Regions from separate parts of the Mus musculus genome. Here all the other regions are linked to region 1. A link is a loop called in an ENCODE intact Hi-C map of the cell type or tissue named here. Cell type or tissue: left cerebral cortex. All regions are shown on one strand. Links, peaks and the distances in the headings refer to the core of each region. The heading gives the core; the rest is flanking DNA.

Region 1 (6,063 bases), core at 575-5,574:
CAAGTATAGTACACAGTGTACTTATCCTGATTGTGAGATGATGGTTTGAATATGATTGGTCCAGGGAGTAGCACTATTAGAGGGTGTGGCCCTGTCAAAATAGGTGTGGCCCTGTTGGAGTAGGTGTGTCACTGAGGGTGTGGGCTTTAAGACCCTCATCCTAGCAGCCTTCAGATGAAGAGGTAGAACTCTCAGCTCCTCCTGCACCATGCCTGCCTGGATGCTGCCATGCTCCTGCCTTGAAGATAATAGACTGAACCTCTGAGCCCGTAAGCCAGCCCTAATTAAATGTTGTCCTTATAAGAGTTGCCTGGGTCATGGTGTCTGTTCACAGCAGTAAATCCTTAACTAAGACTGTCAGCTTGAAGGGATTTAGAAGGAATTTTGAGACAAGACTCTAAGCGTGTCTGTGAGGATGTTTCCAGAGACTTAAAAGAGGTGGGAAGACCCATCTCCAGAATGTGGGCGTTGCCACCCCAGCGACCAGGGTTCAGGGCTGAATGGAAAGGAGAGAGAAACAAAGTAGCAGCGTTCATCTTCCAGAGCCTGAAGGAAACATCTGTGTCCTGCTTCAGCTAGAGCCGCTGCCTTCCCTGCTGTGATGGATTCTCTCCTCTTTGCTGTGCGTCTGAATAAACCTTTCTTTACGAAAACTTTCTGGTATTTTGTCACAGCAACGAGAAAAATAGCCAACACAATCAGCTTTCTGCTATTGTTACAAATACCTAAGATAATGGACTTAAAAAGAGAGGAGGTTTACCTGGGATCACAGTTCAGGAGTTCCCAGTTCATGATTATTTGACTCCGTTGCCTCTGGGTCTTAGTGATACAGACAGAGATCAGAATCCTGGGGGCAAACACTAAAGTTTCCAGGCCTCTGTGTCATCTTGGAGGCATCTGCTGAAGAACTTTCCAGGTCTGTGTCCTTGGGGAGAAAACTATGATACAGACACGTGGCCAGGAAATAGACAGAAAGAGAGCTCATCAAGGAAGGGAAACAGCTGGTGAAAGTGTAGGGATGAGCTAGCGAGCAGAGAGTGAACAGACATCATCCGGCATCTGTCTGAAAGCGCAGGGCCCCCGTCAGAGGGCGTCAGCACTTGCCCAGCCTGCTCTTGTGTTTCAAGGTCTCTCTACGAAGCTCCAAGTGAGAGGGGCTTTAGTCATTGTATGTCACCTTCTTCTTCTTCTTCTTCTTCTTCTTCTTCTTCTTCTTCTTCTTCTTCTTCTTCTTCTTCTTCTTCTTCTTCTTCTTCTTCTTCTTCTACTTCTTCTTCTTCTTCTTCTCCTTTTCCTCCTCCTCCTCCTCCTCCTCCTCCTCCTCCTCCTCCTCCTCCTCCTCCTCCTTCTTTTTTTTTGGTTTTTCGAGACAGGGTTTCTCTGTGTAGCCCTGGCTGTCCTGGAACTCACTCTGTAGACCAGGCTGGCCTCGAACTTAGAAATTCGCCTGCCTCTGCCTCCCAAGTGCTGGGATTAATGGCGTGCGCCACCACACCTGGCTGTCACCTGGCTTCTTATGCTCACCTTGATGTTGCTTTCTCCAGTCCCCATTGTTCCCCTGCGTGGGAAACCCCTCATCTCATGGCTAGGATGCTAAAGACAGAATGAATGGGCTGAGGCCACACTATCCTTTTTTGGGGTGTACTCAACTAAAGACTTCCCTGGGGGCCTCCCCCCACTTAAAGCTTCCACCACCTCCTTATAACACCTCCCTGGAGACCAGGCATTTAACAGAAGGGCCTCTGGTGGAGACTGAACAGGCTAGCTGGACTCCCAGGGCAATACTAGGCAGGTAACACTGCGAGCCATTAATTGACTGTACCTTTTAAGTACTCTCTGCTTCCAGAGTCTCCTGCTCTGTTGACTTGGTGCCTACCTATTCAGACAAGAACCTGCTGCTGCTGGTCATAGAAACCACAAAGGAAGCTTGATAAATAAAGGCTGAGGGAGTGGGTTCAATGAAGCAGAAGAGGACCTGGGAACTTAGCTAAAAGGTACAAGCCCCTGATCTTTCCTATTTCGTAAAAAAAGATTGAGTTGCTTCTAGTCAGGTGACTATTTGGAAGCAGGGGCCTCCAGAACTTTCCCAAGTACTTTAATGCCCTGTTGTACTGTTAACTCCACGAAGGTTTGGCTTGTGTGTGTGTGCTTTCTGTGTGTATGTTTCTAAGTGTGAGTCTATGTGTCCGGGTGCATGTGTGTGTGTGGGGGGGGGGGGGGACTTTCCCTTACTCTTTCTTCTCTCGGTGTCTTTGAAAGGACTGGAGAATTCCACGAAGGAAGAATTATCCGAATGGTGTGGATGTGCCACTTAAATAATAAGTGCATGCTTCCTCTGATGAGACAAAGACAGATGGAGGTCATATACAAATTAGCCAAAGAATGGTCTTGGACTCCTGTAGTGAGCGGGTCTTGGGCAGGTTGTTCATGCTGCCCCTGTTTCAGCAGAAGGGCCAATGGGCATGCTATACTTGCTCCTCTTATGCCGAAGGAGAGGACATCTCCTTGGGCAGGAAGTTCAAGGTGTAGAAGCTCAAGGTTGACAGAAGGTTTGATGAGGTCATCTCTTTCCTTTCTAAAAGACGATCAGGGTACAGAGGACCGGTAGCTCCACTATTTAGCAAACTCCACGGAACAGTAGGCATCTTTGTTTGTCCTGTAGCTAGCCTCTGTGCAGGACATTGTAGCTCAGCTTGCAAGGTACAGATAGATGTCTCTGCTGAGCAAGAAGCTGTTATAATTCAGATCCCTGGTGCTTAACCAAGAAGCTACCCCACCACCTTAGTGGGCGAACTTGTCAGAGTGAGAGCTGATCGCCCTGGGATCTCCAGTTATTTCCTTTGGTAAAGCTGAGTCTGGCTGCCTAGCTTTGTCTGTTGAAATGGAATTTTAAAAATGACATGTCTGCTGCCCCCATCTGGCAAAGCATTGAGCCTGAGAGTAATGGCCAGTGGGCATATTGGGCTGAGGAGGGGGCAGGAGGACTTGTGAGGGAGGGTCCAGGAGGAGGGGAGGTAGATCAGCGGGGAGCCAAAACTGGAATGACCCAGCACATACAGTTTCAGAGACCAGCAATGGATGACATGGGCTGACCCAACCCTTCTCAGGGTCTGCAATGGAACTGACAGAGTAGTGGAGAGCTCTTTTACCAAGGCCTTGTGCCACTGCTCCTGGCTTGGCTTGAGGAAGAATCCGAGTGCTAACTCTTCCTAGAGGACTCTACAGGAGGAGGAAACAGGGAGGATGCAGTCACCCGCCATGGTTAGGATTCTGACAGTTCTTTGGAAGGCAGAAGGGTCTGTCTGCAGCAGGGGATCCAGGGAGAGAACAATGGGATCTAAGCCCTTTGCTTTCTCATCGACACAGAGTACTGGGTCCTTCTCCTAGCCTCTCTGGAGAGTTAGGAGACTTGAGACGGAGTTCCCACAGCCGCCCAGTCTTCACAGGACACCACACATGCCAACTGGCTTCATTGCTGTCCTTTTCTCAGTCATGCCTTATCCTATAGATGCTCAGCAACGTCACTGAATTCAGCTGCTAAGTATTCAAAGGAAAGTCAAAAGAAGAACAATGTAAATACGGGGAGTGCCAGGCATCCCCCACAATATGCATATGCTCGCAGCGCGAGTCTTTCTACAGCCTCAGCCCGAGCCTCCGTATTGCGAGCATCTTGCACACCAGTGTTTAAAGCCACAATATGTCTTTTTGGTAGAACCTGACCTCAAAACACAAGCCAAGCTGAGTGTTTCTGTGGGTGCTCTGCCACAGACTGCCATCTGTTCCCGTGCTGAAGGGAAGCTGGCTGGGTGGTGTTTACAGGCTCCCTGCTTTTCTGCTAACTTCTCCCCTCCCCAAGGAATTCCCCTGTCCCTCAAGGGTGACTTTGGTTGTATTTGATTTTCTCCTAAATGCTGACTCCAGAAGCCAGCCAGAATACTGTCTGAAACACTACTGAAGTGTGTGGCCGCCATGCTACTAAGCTGTGCTCTCCGTTGTGTTTCTGTAGCTGGTGTGTGCCTAGCACATTGCAGCTGTGGGACCAGGAATTCATGGAGAAGCCAGAGGACAGCTGAGGTTGGGCTCCGGATGGGCCTTGATCACTCACCCCCAGGACGATTTGATTGTACCTCAAAGCCTAGTCAAAGTGACATTTACTGTATCTTCTAATACTTCTTTGGAGTGTCGATTTGACAATTGACTGCTGTTGTTGAAACACAAACAGCGGCCACCCACATAAATTGCGCCAGGCCTTGAACTTGGACCTTTCATGAGATCCACCATCTGACACATAGTAAATGCTCAGTAAACTCGATGAAGGATAAGTGTCTATGTGAACAGATGAGTAAAGCCACGCGTCTATTCCACCAGGTACCTATGCAAGACCTTTCCCCTTGACTCTCAGGGTCCCACTAACACACAGAAGACTCTCAAACTGAATTCACAAGTCACAACTTAAGCTTCTTAGCTTTGATCTTGTCCTTCCATCTCTTGAGGACCCGGATTCCTCCCAGAAGATGTTCTTAGAGGGCTATGTTCACAGTAACGGTGTTTTTGTCTTCTTTCTATATGTCCTATATTGAAGATCGTTAACTCTATAAACACACACGAGGCAGTACCAAGGGCTTGCCAGGACCTCAGGACGAAAATCAATACCCTGAGTCTGTTAGAAGCGAAAGAAACAAGCGTCAACTTGTAGGCAGAGAAAAAGACTTCCTAAGGAGGAACACAGCACAGACATTGAGACCAATAACTGAACAGGGGAATCTCATGAAATTAAAAAGCGTATGCACAGCCAAGGATACCACCATTTGAGTGAAGACACGGCCTGTAGAATGGGGGAGAGTCTTTCCCATCTACATTTGAGAGAGGGTCCATATTTAGAACATGCAAAGAACTCAGAAGCTAAACATCGAGAAAACAAACAACCCGTTTAAAAATTGGAGCGAGGCGCTAAACAGAATTCTCAAAAGAAGACGCACAGATGGCTGAGAAATATATATTTTTCAAGTGCTCAACTTTCTTCGCCATCGTAGAAATGCAAATTAGGACTACTTTGGGATTTCATCCTGCCCGGGTCAGAATGGTTACAATTAAAAATAAAATGAAAGAAAATAAAATAAGACAACCGGCCTAGATGTGTGGGAAAGGGGGCCAATCACTGCTCACCATTGGTAGGGCTGCCAGCTGCTGCAGCCACTGTGGGAACTGGTGTAGAGATTCTCAGCTACACCTTTTTCAGAGCACATGCCCCAAATCATCTAAACCCCACTACAGAGATCCCTGCTCATCTGCACTCACTGTTGCTCAATCTACAAGAGGCAGAAAATGGAAACAGCCTAGTGTCTGAGTGGCTAAATCTTACCGGAAGTCTTACTGGCTAGAGATTACTTTTATATGTAACTGTATATATCTATAGAAATAATAAATATGTGGTACACTCACAGCAGTGGCATATTATTCAGCTATGAAGAACTATGACATCTGCACAAAAAATCGAAAAAACTAGAAACGTTATACTAAATGAGGAATCCAGACCCAGAAAGACAAACACTGTGTGTGTTCTCTCTCATGTAGAGACGTTAGCTTTGAATCTTCACATATGTGTGTTTAAACTGGTGTGATGGTTTGTATATGCTCAGCCCAGGGAGTGGCAACTATTAGAGGGTGTGACCCTGTCGAAGTAGGTGTGGCCTTGTTGGAGTAGGTGTGTCACTGTGGACTTGGGCTTTAATACCCTTGTTTTAGCTGCCTGGAAGCCAGTATTCTGCTAGCAGCCTTCAGATGAAGAGGTAGAACTCTCAGCTCCTCCTGCACCATGATGCTGCCATGTTCCTGCCTTGATGATACTGGACTGGACCTCTAAGCCTGTAAGCCAGCCCCAATTAAATGTTGTCCTTATAAGAGTTGTCTTGTTCATGATGTCTGTTCACAGCAGTAAAACTGTAACTCAGACTGCCCACAGAAGTCAAGAAAGTAGTAAGAAGCCGTGGTGGGATTTCAGGGGAAGGGGGAATAGAAGAGGGAGTATGGAGGGGAATATAGAACAAGAAGGATTAAGTGGGG
Region 2 (6,063 bases), core at 626-5,625, 120 kb after region 1:
AAATGTTCAACATCCGTAATCATCAGGGAAATGCAAATCAAAACAACCCTGAGATTCCACCTCACACCAGTCAGAATGGCTAAGATCAAAAATTCAGGTGATAGCAGATGCTGGCGAAGATGTGGAGAAAGAGGAACACTCCTCCATTGTTGGTGGGATTGCAAGCTTGTACAACCACTCTGGAAATCAGTCTGGCGGTTCCTCAGAAAATTGGACATAGTACTACCGGAGGATCCCGCAATACCTCTCCTGGGCATATATCCAGAAGATGTTCCAACCAGTAAGAAGGACACATGCACCACTATGTTCATAGCAGCCTTATTTATAATAGCCAGAAGCTGGAAAGAACCCAGATGCCCCTCAACAGAGGAATGGATACAGAAAATGTGGTACATTTACACAATGGAGTACTACTCAGCTATTAAAAAGAATGAATTTATGAAATTCCTAGGCAAATGGATGGACCTGGAGGGCATCATCCTGAGTGAGGTAACACAATCACAAAGGAACTCACACAATATGTACTCACTGATAAGTGGATATTAGCCCAGAAACTTAGGATACCCAAGATATAAGATACAATTTGCTAAATGCGTGAAACTCAAGAAGAACGAAGACCAAAGTGTGGACACTTTGCCCCTTCTTAGAATTGGGAACAAAACACCCATGGAAGGAGTTACAGAGACAAAGTTTGGAGCTGTGACGAAAGGATGAACCATCTAGAGACTGCCATACCCGGGGATCCATCCCATAATCAGCTTCCAAACGCTGATACCATTGCATATACTAGCAAGATTTTGCTGAAAGGACCCTAATATTGCTGTCCTTTGTGAGGCTATGCTGGGGCCTAGCAAACACAGAAGTGGATGCTCACAGTCAGCTATTGGATGGATCACAGGGCCCCCAATGGAGGAGCTAGAGAAAGTACCCAAGGAGCTAAAGGGATCTGCAATCCTATAGGTGGAACAACTATATGAACTAACCAGTACCCCCTGGAGCTCGTGTCTCTAGCTGCATATGTATCAAAAGATGGCCTAGTCGGCCATCACTGGAAAGAGAGGCCCATTGGTCGTGCAAACTTTATATGCCTCAGTACAGGGGAACGCCAGGGCCAAGAAGTGGGAGTGGGGGGGTGGGGGGGTGGGGGGGAGCGTGTGGGGGACTTTTGGGATAGCATTGGAAATGTAAATGAAATAAATAACCCCCCAAAAAATAAATAATAAAAAAAAGTTTTCCCCCCTGTGGCGCATATATATATATATATACATATATATGCATACATATATATGTATATGTATGTGTGTGTGTGTATATATATATGTATATATATATGTATATATATAAAGAGGAAAGCTTTAATAGTTCTGTTTCATGTAAAATGAGAACTTATGTTTTTTTTTTAAAGTTTTGTTTAGCAGTAACATCTTGACTGACAGCTCAGGCAGCAAGAAGGGCCCTGCTAGTTTGGAATGGTTTACTTTTCTAAAGGCCTTGGACCTTGACACTGGCTGGACCAGCCCTGCGCGGTGGCAGTGACAGTGACAGTGAAGAGCATGCATCAGTAATTCCTCAGCAGGTGTCTTTCTCCCTCTCTCCTCTAGGTAAACATGCAGAAGACATATTTGGTGAGTTATTTAATGAGGCTAACAACTTCTACATCAGAGCAAATTCCCTTCAAGACAGAATCGATCGGCTTGCTGTCAAAGTCACCCAGCTGGACTCCACGGTGGAGGAGGGTAAGTAACAGCATGACAGCTGAGAGTGGCACGCCATGCGGGCTGGACAGCGGTAATTAACTCCAGCACAGCCTCTGCTTTCCCCTTCAGTAGCACACTGCCATTTGTCTCCTCTCTTCCTGGGAGAACGGGAAGGGAGCGCCCCACAATACTAGGTTAATTAGTGATAAAAAAAAAAAAAGACATCCTGTCTCCGTCATAGTCATGCTATTGTTTTAAAAAGTTGCAGATATTACAACAAATATGCTGAGGGCAGCCTCATTTTAATCCAGATCTTAAGTTTCATTTAAGGATTTAAAATTAAAATAAAATTTGAATAGCTACTTGGTCTGTTCAGGTAAGGGATTCTTGGTATCTTTCAAAAAAGATTTCTTTTTTTAGTCACGTGTCTCTCTGAAGGAATCTGTGTCCCTTCTCTGAGTTGTCATACAGCATATGTGAGCTACAGGCTTGGTGGTCCAGTGGGCAGGGCAAGCAGGACCAGCCTGGACACCTAGAAGAGTTATCAAGGTCAGATGAGTTACATACAATGTAAAAGTTGTGAGAAACGAAGAAGGTTCACCCTCCTCTGCTCAGCCAGGTGCTCACTTAGCTCAACTTCGTTTTCCTGGATCAAGGTGCTTACTTTGTGGGTCATAGGTCAAAAGGCATAGAGGCCTCTCCTTGTGCATCGTTGTGATGGATGCTTAGTGGGATGCTCACATTTGCATACTTTTTCGTGCAGGCATCTTACTTCACCTGGCACTAATGGTTTCTCCCAAGAAATACAGATCTGTTTGCTTGCCTGCCATCCTCAGGGGCTGTATTCTGTGTGGTGTCTGAGAGGCGCTGTTTAAACAGCAACAAAATGGTGCCCTGGTCCAGTGAAATCATTCTCTTGTTACAAAAGAAGACAAAGCTGTGATTTGACTTCATGTCATAGATAAAATGTATCTTTTAGAGGGAGGAAGGGCATTCTGTTTAAGCAAGACTTTAAAGAACAACAGAAACCATTATTTCAGGGGCTAGAGAGATGACTCAGTGGTTAAGAGCCCTGGCTGCTCTCGCAAAGGCCCCACGTTCAGTTCCCAGTACCTACATCTGGTGGCTCACAATTGCTTGAGTCCTACGGCATCCTGTGCCCTCTTATGGCCTCTGCCAGTGTTGTGCACATATACACACTCGGGCACAAACCCAAAAAGAGATCTCGGTTTTAAAAAGCCAGTGTTGAGTCATTCTGGAAGATGTTTAGAATTCTGAGTCAAAGATGCTTCTTTTTAAACAGAGAATATCTTGTATGTAACTCAACCTGGGGACTTGTTTCTCAATAGTCTCACTACAGGATATCAACATGAAGAAAGCATTCAAAAGCTCTACCATCCAAGACCAGCAGGTGGTCTCCAAGAACAGCATTCCCAACCCTGTTGCTGACATTTATAATCAGAGTGACAAACCCCCGCCGCTGAGCATTCTGACACCGTACAGGTACGACTCCACGCCCCCTTCCCCACTTCCACACAGCCTTTCCAGTGGAGGACCAGGGATGCTTCCAGAGGCTAAAATGTGCAGCTGTGCTGGGTGGGATCACCTCAGAGGGCTCCTATGGGTTGAAAAAGAACACTCTGAAAACAGTAACTGCTGTATCATACCCAGTGAAATGTTGGCTGTGGAACTGCTGGCGTTCCTAAAAGGAGAGGTGTGAGTTCTGATTTTCACACTCAGATGGGGCCGTCTTCAGCAGAAGTGGTACTTCACAGCAGCATACCAGGTGTGGGTGTGCCATTCCTTATGTTGAAGTTAGCTGGAAAGAAATGGCATGGTTCATTTATAACATGGTAAAATCCTCGCCCCGGCCCTCAGCAGCGCACAAACATCTGCTGTTCTGTTGTTGCTATGCTGGTTGCATGTGTCAGGGACAGACTCCCAGGGAAAAGACAAAACCCAACAGGGCAACGTTCACAGGGAGAGGCCACCTGCACACACACACTCTTACTAAGCTTCGCACGTGTTTCCCACAACCATGGCATCTTCTTCTCACAACTCCCGTCACCATCTTTGGTTCTCTTTCTCGTTCTTTCTGTCTCCTTGTCCTCCATGGTGGGCCTTGCCCCTCCACCCATCTTTTCTCCCCTCTGTGGATCTCACCATGGTGATAGGCAAATGCGCTGACTTCGCAGAGACAGTGCTGCAGCCAAGTGTCTGTGACGGTCTCTGGCGACTGTGTCCTTTGTATGTGGGCCCAGGCTCTTCATCTGCTTTGTGGTCTTTTCCAAGGACGCACAGAAGAGGTTTAGAGGCAACCTCCATGAGAGACGGTCAGGACTGTCACCTTCTCTTTCTGCTGGACAGAGAGATTCCCTCAGACAAATAAATGGGCATGCATGCATAATCAAAATGATATGGAAACTGATGGGAGCCAGCAATGTAACGTTCCTCAGCTCCTGTGGGCCCAGTGGGCTTTCCTAGAGCTTAGAGTGCACATACTACAACTGCGATGGGCATGAATAGAAACCTGTCTCCTGACCACTCTTTATTTGTTCCTTTATTTGAGAAATAAATTTTCTCCTGTCTGTGTATATTTAACTGGCCTTGCCTCTCCTGTGTGCGTCTATAGCTCAGTGGAATAGTGCTATAACGAATAACTCTCCTGATTTAATTTTAGTGCAGTATTTACATCGTGACTATTCCAAGCATTACTGAAAAAAATTAATTTCTTCCATTTATTTTCTGAGAGCAGTGGAAAGCATTTTTAAGAGGTTCCATTTTCATTTTTGATTCTGTGTCTTTCTGTATGTAGTGCACATGGCTATGATGCACCCAGAGGCTGGAGTTACAGGCAGCTGTGGGCCAGCTGCTGTGAGTGCTGGGACCTGAACTCAGATCCTCTGAAGGATAAGTTAGCTGCTTAACTGCTGAGCTATCTCTCCAGGCACTCGAGCGTCGCTGCTGATTCTTGTTACAGCCCTGAGTTCATAGTGGCTGCGATATTCCTGGTTAAATGTTAAGGGAGTGATTTACATAATGATTTGAAATATTATGTAGACTATAGTGACCATAGCAGTACTTGCAATTGACATGGCCACAGGAGATAAAGTTTCTTGAGAAAATACATTGTGTTTCTGTCACGTGTACCCCCATGATCATTTTGCTTTCTGATACCGAAAGGTGTTGTGTAAACCTGAATTGACAAAAGGGGACAGAGTACTTACTAGTTTTTGATCATGACTGCAGTGAAGTTCCAGTAGAATCAGTGTACTCATAGCTTACTGTTAGAATAAACCGAATAGTTCCTTAAATGCATAAGTGACTGAAATTGGGTATTTGTGAGGGAGGGGTATTGTCACGTAGGATTTACACCCAGTGGGTTCTGTTTTTAAGATTGTAGAGTTGTTTGCTTTTGTGTATGTGTCCATGTTTTTCCAAATGAGGAAGCTCAGGGTCTAATACATAAGGTGATTAGCATGCTGCGTGTGGGTGTCAGGATCCAAAGGGTTAAAGTTACCTCCAGACGAAGATGGCTGATGGTTCTTTCCCTGGCTTTGAATGCTTTGGTTCACAGAGATGACAAGAAGGATGGGCTGAAGTTCTACACGGATCCCTCTTACTTCTTTGACCTCTGGAAAGAAAAGATGCTGCAGGACACAGAAGACAAGAGGAAAGAGAAACGACGTCAGAAGGTGCGTAAGGACTTCAGAAGGGCATGATGACGTCAGCGGGAGGCACCCATCACTGTGCTCACAGGCCCTCTGCTCACATAGTCAGGGTGTTATGTTTAGTGCTTAGGTTTTCTCGGGGTGTCCTCCTTTCGCATGACAAGCTTGACACTTTAACCCAGCAATGGTCTGTTTGAAGTAGATCTGAGCAGATTTGTTCTCCAGCACTTGTATGCCTCTAACGAAGGAAGTGGTGAGTGCTGAAGCTCAGTTTCTGGCTGTGTTTGATGCCTCCGAGCTTCATGCAGTGAGTGTTCCTGTCAGACATCAGCCTGCTTTGTCTCGTTTACATTCATCTGTTAGGTGTGATGTCACTGTGGCTGAGAACTTACTGAGGCGCTTGTGGGAGACTGGGAATCGAGTGGTCTGGACTTTGAGAGATCTTTACTAGGAGTGAGCCCCCTTAGAGGACGGTGGAGGTAGAGGCAAACAAGAAGAATGCTGTCAGGAATTTTAGAAAGAGCTGTCCTACATATCATCTTGGAAGGATAAACTGATTTGTTGGGTTAAGTGACTTACACTTTGGAAATTGCCCCTTTAGTGCTGAGAATTTATATGTACCCCATGGAGAGGAGTGATTCTCCAGAGGAAATACTTACTGATCTTTTTATACATATACTGTGTTCAAAAATCAA
Region 3 (6,063 bases), core at 317-5,316, 90 kb after region 1:
GCTCTTGGCCGCCCTCTCAACACAGCTCTGTCTGCTTGGCATTTTCAAAGCCAGTAGCTCCCAGTGTTACCAGCTCTCAATGAAAGGAAGTCAGCCCACCCAGACCCTGATGTAAACTTGAACAGATGATAAAGCCGTCAGAACATGGTTATCCTGGGGTTTACACAAGCTGCTGTGCTTGGAACAGAGGTCTGAAACTGGCCCCATGAGGATGAATGGATGCTGCTTATGTAGACGTAAGGGGTGGGCTGGTGCACAACAGTCTGTGGCTCGCTGACTGTAGGCGTCCTGTATCACCATGCCAGCCTGTACAAGTGCATTGTGCTTACCTGTCCTGGCTGTCATAGAGGGGGGGATGCTGGACACAGACCCCAGTTAGGGAGTCTGACATGGCTGTAGTGTGGATGCAGACACATGGAGTGCTGGACCTCTGTGTCCGGGGCACTTAACAGACGCCACTTCAGGAAGGGCCCAAGGGAAAGCATCAGGAATGAGCAGCTTTATGTTAGCCTGACCTAGGCTGGAGTCAGTTTGGAAGAGGGAACCTCAGCTGACAGAATGCCCTCGTCACACTGGCCTGTGGCAAGCCTGTGGGGATTTTTCTTGATTGATGATTGATGTGGAAGGACCCAGCTCACTGCGGATGATGCTGGCACTGGGCAGTCATCCTGTGTTGTATAAGAAAGCTGGCTGAGCAAGTCAAAAGGAGCAAGCTGGTAAGCAGTAATCAAGACCACCCTGGTGATTGCCATAACAACTTCAGAAGGCATGGTGACTCTTCTGCTGTCAGAATGATATCCTAGATTGATCCTCAAGGCGGCCACATGTACGTCCCCGGTGGAATCCTTAGCCCCTGTAGAAGCAGTGACAGGTGTTATTGTGACAACTGAGATGCAGAAGTCCAGAATTGAGAGCCAGGGCTCCCAGCAGCCATGCCTGATCTAGGCAGATTTGTGCTCCTGTTGACCATCTGGGCCCTTTAGGATGGCATTAGTGGCTGCACTGAGAAGCCCATCATTTCTGGCTGCAGGTGGAGGGGTGGGAGGTGCAGGCTTGGCTGTCAGTTTGCTGGCCTCCTAAGACCATATTTGATTGGTGTTTGCTGGTTTGATTTTGAGAGATGGGACTATTTTCTGCTCCCTGGCTTGGATGTCATTCGTGTTGCTTGGATAGGACCTTCTTCCACCTCCTGTTACATCTATTTAGCATGCCTGCTGACCAGCACAGCCCTTGGCAGGGTTTTAGTGGGTAATTTCTTTAGTTAACCTGATAGCTTTTAATCTATTGCTCTTTAAATGGAGGTTGTTTGTCATTTGTAGCTCAGCAATATTATTCAGATATTTGAAGCGTGGGTCTTTTTTTTTTTTTAATTTCTCCTTAGCAATTCAATGTGCATTCTAGTTTCTTGACAGATACTGGATGTATTTGTATTACAAGGAGCCATACTGGATCCTGGCCCACAGAGACCTATGATTATTCCCCTGGCCTGAGCAAGCTTAGACTGAGGCATGAATATCTGCATGTATACAGTTTGAGCCGAAAGCTAATCATATGTGTGGAACATACAAAAAGACTGAGACAGGAATCCCAGGCTCATGCATCCTGCCAGCCACAAGGGAGTGTGAGGAGGTGAGGGTCCAGACAGCTCATCCATCAGTGATCTGAAATCTCTGATAGAAATGGAACAGCAAGCATGTAAACCAATGTATTTCTTTTATATGCTGGAGTTCACCATTCATGGTAAATGAGAGTTAAATTGAGAGGGACTCTAAAGAAGAGAGGGGAGGAGAGAAAATGAAAGCACAAGGATGCCTCTAATTCTCCAGCCGACAGACCACAGCTCAGACAGCAGAGGTAACCATTTAGCACAGTGCTGTGCAGCATTGTGGCTGCAGAGGACCACGAGACTAAGGGGAATTCAGTAAGCCAACTCCTTCCTTTGACTGTGGGGAGGCAGAGATAGCAATGATGCTGTCTCCTGGGAGGGTAGCCGGAGGCACAGAGGTGGAGACCTGGGGCACAGTAACAACCTGGCAGGTCGATCCAGTCCTGTCCCTGGGATCCAGTCCTGGCCCCAGAGAAATGAAGAGCTCCCCCAAGGGGCTCCAGTGAGCATCATGTCACTGTGTGTGGGCACAAGAGCAATGCTGATGGGACTGCTTGTCTTCAGAGGTGAATTACAAGCTCATGTAACTAGAAAGCCAACATCTGCAGCATGGGTAACTTAGTTCAGTGTGTATAATGCCGTCTGGGCCACCCAATTTAGCTCTGCCACATGCCACACTCTTAATTGCCTGGCATGCAGCAATCAGACTAAAGGTCACCAGCACATGAGGAATAGAAGAGACAGACTCCTTAGCCCTGCCAGGTTTTACAAATGGATGGAGCCTATAGGTCTCTTATGTAAAGCATCGCATTGTCTATAAATAGGGACGTCTTAGTTCTTCCAGTCCTGTTTTTAACCCTTCATTTCCCTTTCTTGCTTGACAGCCATAGCAAAGGCTTTAAATGTAGTGTTGGATAAGAGGGAGAGAATGGGCGCACTGTCTTCTTCCTGATCGTAATGGGAAGACTTTGATGTTGTCTCCGTTTGGTCCAATGCTGCTCAAGGGTTTTCAGGTGTGGCCTTATTTTCTTAAGCTATGGTCCCTGTATTCTTTGTTTCTTCAAGGGTTTTTATCAGGAAGAAACTCTCGCCACAAAAACACAAGTATCACCTCACAAGGGAAAAAAGGTAGTTTATTCTAGAGGGAAACGTGAGTGAGCGTGGCCAGGGAACACAGATTCAGGTTATCATAAATAGCATGTTCCAACATGGCAAACGTAACAGAACAAAGACAGTCATAAATCAAAACTCTTTTCAAACACGGCATGGGAACTGGTAGAACAGTGGGCTATGGCAGAGCTGGGACCCCTCCGCTCTGACTTCAGATGCCAGTTGGCTGCATTTAGTTTCTGGTTGATGAAATCTACAAGTCTTACTTGGTCTTTGGCCAGCTTGATCCTATGGCTACACTCATGCATAACAGTCAGCATTGAAAAAATAACTTTATTAGAAGGTAATATTGCTAAGATTAATATTACTTTACCTTCTAGGAATAGACCAAACAAAATACTAAATATTGACATCTTTTAAAGTCTAATTTAAAAAGGATTTAAGAAACATAAGAAAAGAGAAATGGGTAGGTATTTGGGTGCTCTGTTGCTAATGTTGTTGAAGATGAGTATCATCCAGTGTTTTCCAGTCCATGTGATATGTTCTGAGGTAAAGTTGATGTGTGTTTGAGAGAGCAGGCTGAAAGCTTGTCTACTGAGGTTTTAGAGTGGGAGTAAGCAGGGAGCACCAGGATGGAACCTTCTCTTGTCACAGCGTGGAGTCTTTGATGCGATTTCCCACTCCTCCCCACACCCCCAGAGGATGAAATCATCTGGTTTTCCTTATCCTTCTGGGAAGACTCGAACGGAGTCTGGATTTTTATCATATTTAACAGTCTCACACTTCCTCTCCCATAAAGAGGATCAGATGGGACATTGTGTAGGAATCCACTGAAGTGCTGCTGCATTCAGACTGAGACTTTTATCAACTTTGTATTCAGTGTCTCTTTCTTCACAGGATCTAGCCGTGTGTGTGTGTGTGTGTGTGTGTGTGTGTCTGTCTGTCTGTCTGTCTGTCCGTGTTAATTTGTAGACACTCACATGTCTTTATTGTGACCTCCTTAAGATACACTGGCATTTGCTTATCTGGTTAACTGTACCCATTTCAGACTCTGACTACTTCTCTCTGCATGGACAGTAGGCAAGCTGGGTGCTGCTCTTAGCAGCTGCAGCAGGTGCTGCGTTTTCCTGTCTCCCTGCATGGTTCCCGCTGCAGCTGAGTTCAGTTTCTCGGTGACCACTAACGCCAGGCTGGGACCTCCCATCCTTCAGCTGGCTGGGTTGGTCTGCAGCTCCGTCTGGCCTTGCTGCTCATGAGATTCCTTTGTGCTCTCAGGTTCTGCTCAGGCTTGATCACAGATTTCTTCTGCCATCCCTAGCTCATGCACAGCTATTGACTCAAATTGATAACTCAGCTGACAGAACTCTGCTTATTCTGGGAATCCCTTGGCGTTGTATGGTCTCTGCCAAGACCTGGCAACACGGCAAAAGGCAAAGCTTTGTTCCTAAGGCCTTCTCTGAAGTGATGGCAGAGTCCCTGGACATGCACTTGGGCCTGCTGGGGTTCCACCTTTCTACCATGGACACTGCTAAGGCCTCTGGGGTCTGCTAGGCCATACAGACTAAGCAGATGAACTTCATATCCCATAGCCTATGCAAACCAGAGAACTGTGATTTCAACCCAGTGTGAGGGTCGTCTTGTGCCTCCCTGCCCCAAGCCTAACCTAACAGTTACTGACTGTCCCTCCTTGTGTTGAGGGCTGAAAAATGCAACAGTTTGCCTTTCATCTAGGAGGGGCTATCCCAACACAGCCTCTACTGCCAGATCCTGCCCAACGTCAGCATTCTAAGGTTCTCTGTAGGATTTATCTGTCACCCTTTGGGGACACAGACATTCAGCATATAACCCACCATGCATTCTTTCTGACCGATCAGCATGTTGCCCATTGATGTCTTTGTTACTGGACCCAGCCCTTCTGAGGCTGGGTTTTGCCCCTGCCTGTCCCTAGTCAGAGGAAGAATATATACTACAGTACCTGCTGGAGATATTTGGACTCAACACCATCTTGCGCACCTACCATATATGTCCCCTCTGAGTCTTTAGGATGCCAGCTTTCTTGACTGGGGCCCAGACCAGCATGCTGTACCCGTCTTGGCTGGTGGTGGGCCTTGTCCCACAGCTTCCTACTGTGTCTGTGCACAGGTCCTGAGAGGATCGCTCTGTTCTCACCAGCAAGGTTTTGTGGGTCTCCTCCTTGCCCATTTCCTGCTCATTTATAGCTTTCTGTCCCGTGCTGACTTTACGTGGAGGATTAGAACAGCTTAGCCATCACTGCGCAGTTGTTTTGTGGATGGTTCCCCCTCTAAATTTTTCAGATGTCTGGACTGTTCCTTGCCACATCCCTCCACCAGGACATTTTCCAGGTCACCCAGTGGAATCTTCAGTAACTGAATCATGTCACATGGCAGGGACTTCATGTCACCTGTCAGCTACAGTGTCATTTCCTGGGATTCGGGCAAGTCCTCAATCCTCACCTGCCCACCACAGGCTCTCTTTGACCATCCTTGGGGTCTCTTTTGTTTTAGTCCAAGAAACAGAGGCCAAGATAGGGGTCACAGGCCAAGATGTCCCCTCTATGAAGGGAGGTGAGTTTGGAGGAGAGGAAGCCAGAACCACCAGCAGAGCACAGGCTAGTCTTGCAGGGATGAAGGGTACAACTGAGGGTCAGCATCCTTTCTGGTCGGCCATTATGGCATCGCAGTACAGCAGAGATGCCAGCGAGACCTCGGCTTTTCCCTGCCTCTGCCAGTTACTCTGGTGTTGTGTTGTAGTTTGTCACTGCAAACTTTGTCCATCTGTCTCCTGCAGTGAGAGTGGTCTGTCTCTACCATTAAAGAGTGCAGTCACTCCAAGCTGGGCATCGTGGTCCTGGGATTCCTAGATCAGGATCTTGGCCTGATTTCTACAGGGTCTGATGTAACCACAGGCTTTACTACCTGCGCCCCAGTTCCTGAAATAAGGACTCCAAGATGTAGTTAATTATGAATAAATGCTTAGGCCACAGTGTGGTTGGTTACCTCTCCCCAGTATCAAAAGTCTGTCTCCATCACCATTGGGGCAAGTCTTCTCCTGCTTGAATCTATCCCAGAATCCTTTCTCCCTGCTGGAACTCCTGCCTCCTACCTCCTGCCCCAGCTAATAGGCCAACAGCTTTTTTATTGACAGGCGATGCTTTCACACAGATCACAGGAGACTATCCCTACAGTCTGAGATCTAGTTCATGGTTCTGGGAACTAGACTGTCTCTTGCTAAGTTGAGATCATTTCTCAGAAAAGTGGGACAAACTAATCCTACCTCTAACACAGATTCCTTTGGAAGCCCTTGGAAACCCATAATCGTTTTGCTGG

The links. A loop is a pair of places that touch in the nucleus more often than their neighbours do. Peaks named below come from ENCODE experiments on the same cell type or tissue, not always from the same donor. Only the 100,000 strongest peaks of a DNase experiment are listed, where the experiment ranks them.
Region 2: it touches region 1 in a loop (4-fold over the local background); 3 of 42 quality-filtered maps call a loop at or near these places.
Region 3: it touches region 1 in a loop (4-fold over the local background); 9 of 42 quality-filtered maps call a loop at or near these places.

What each region holds. Positions count from the first base shown.
Region 1 is chr5:146,334,579-146,340,641 of GRCm38, forward strand. No RefSeq gene overlaps it. Among named protein-coding and RNA genes, the nearest start is that of Gm38747, 16 kb to the right of the region's middle. In left cerebral cortex, for the core only: a CTCF peak has its summit at 2,941 (motif pointing left); DNase peaks (open chromatin) are centred at 3,653 and 5,025.
Region 2 is chr5:146,450,270-146,456,332 of GRCm38, forward strand. Wasf3 (WAS protein family, member 3) reads left to right here. Exons shown (of 10, transcript NM_145155.3): 4 at 1,602-1,736; 5 at 3,047-3,200; 6 at 5,275-5,392. Among named protein-coding and RNA genes, the nearest start is that of Gm6408, 29 kb to the right of the region's middle. In left cerebral cortex, for the core only: a CTCF peak has its summit at 3,103; DNase peaks (open chromatin) are centred at 2,941 and 3,466; H3K27ac peaks cover 940 bases.
Region 3 is chr5:146,424,890-146,430,952 of GRCm38, forward strand. All of the region lies in intron 2 of Wasf3 (WAS protein family, member 3), which reads left to right. Among named protein-coding and RNA genes, the nearest start is that of Wasf3, 43 kb to the left of the region's middle. In left cerebral cortex, for the core only: no CTCF peak of the experiment used is centred there; DNase peaks (open chromatin) are centred at 2,317 and 3,417; H3K27ac peaks cover 2,122 bases.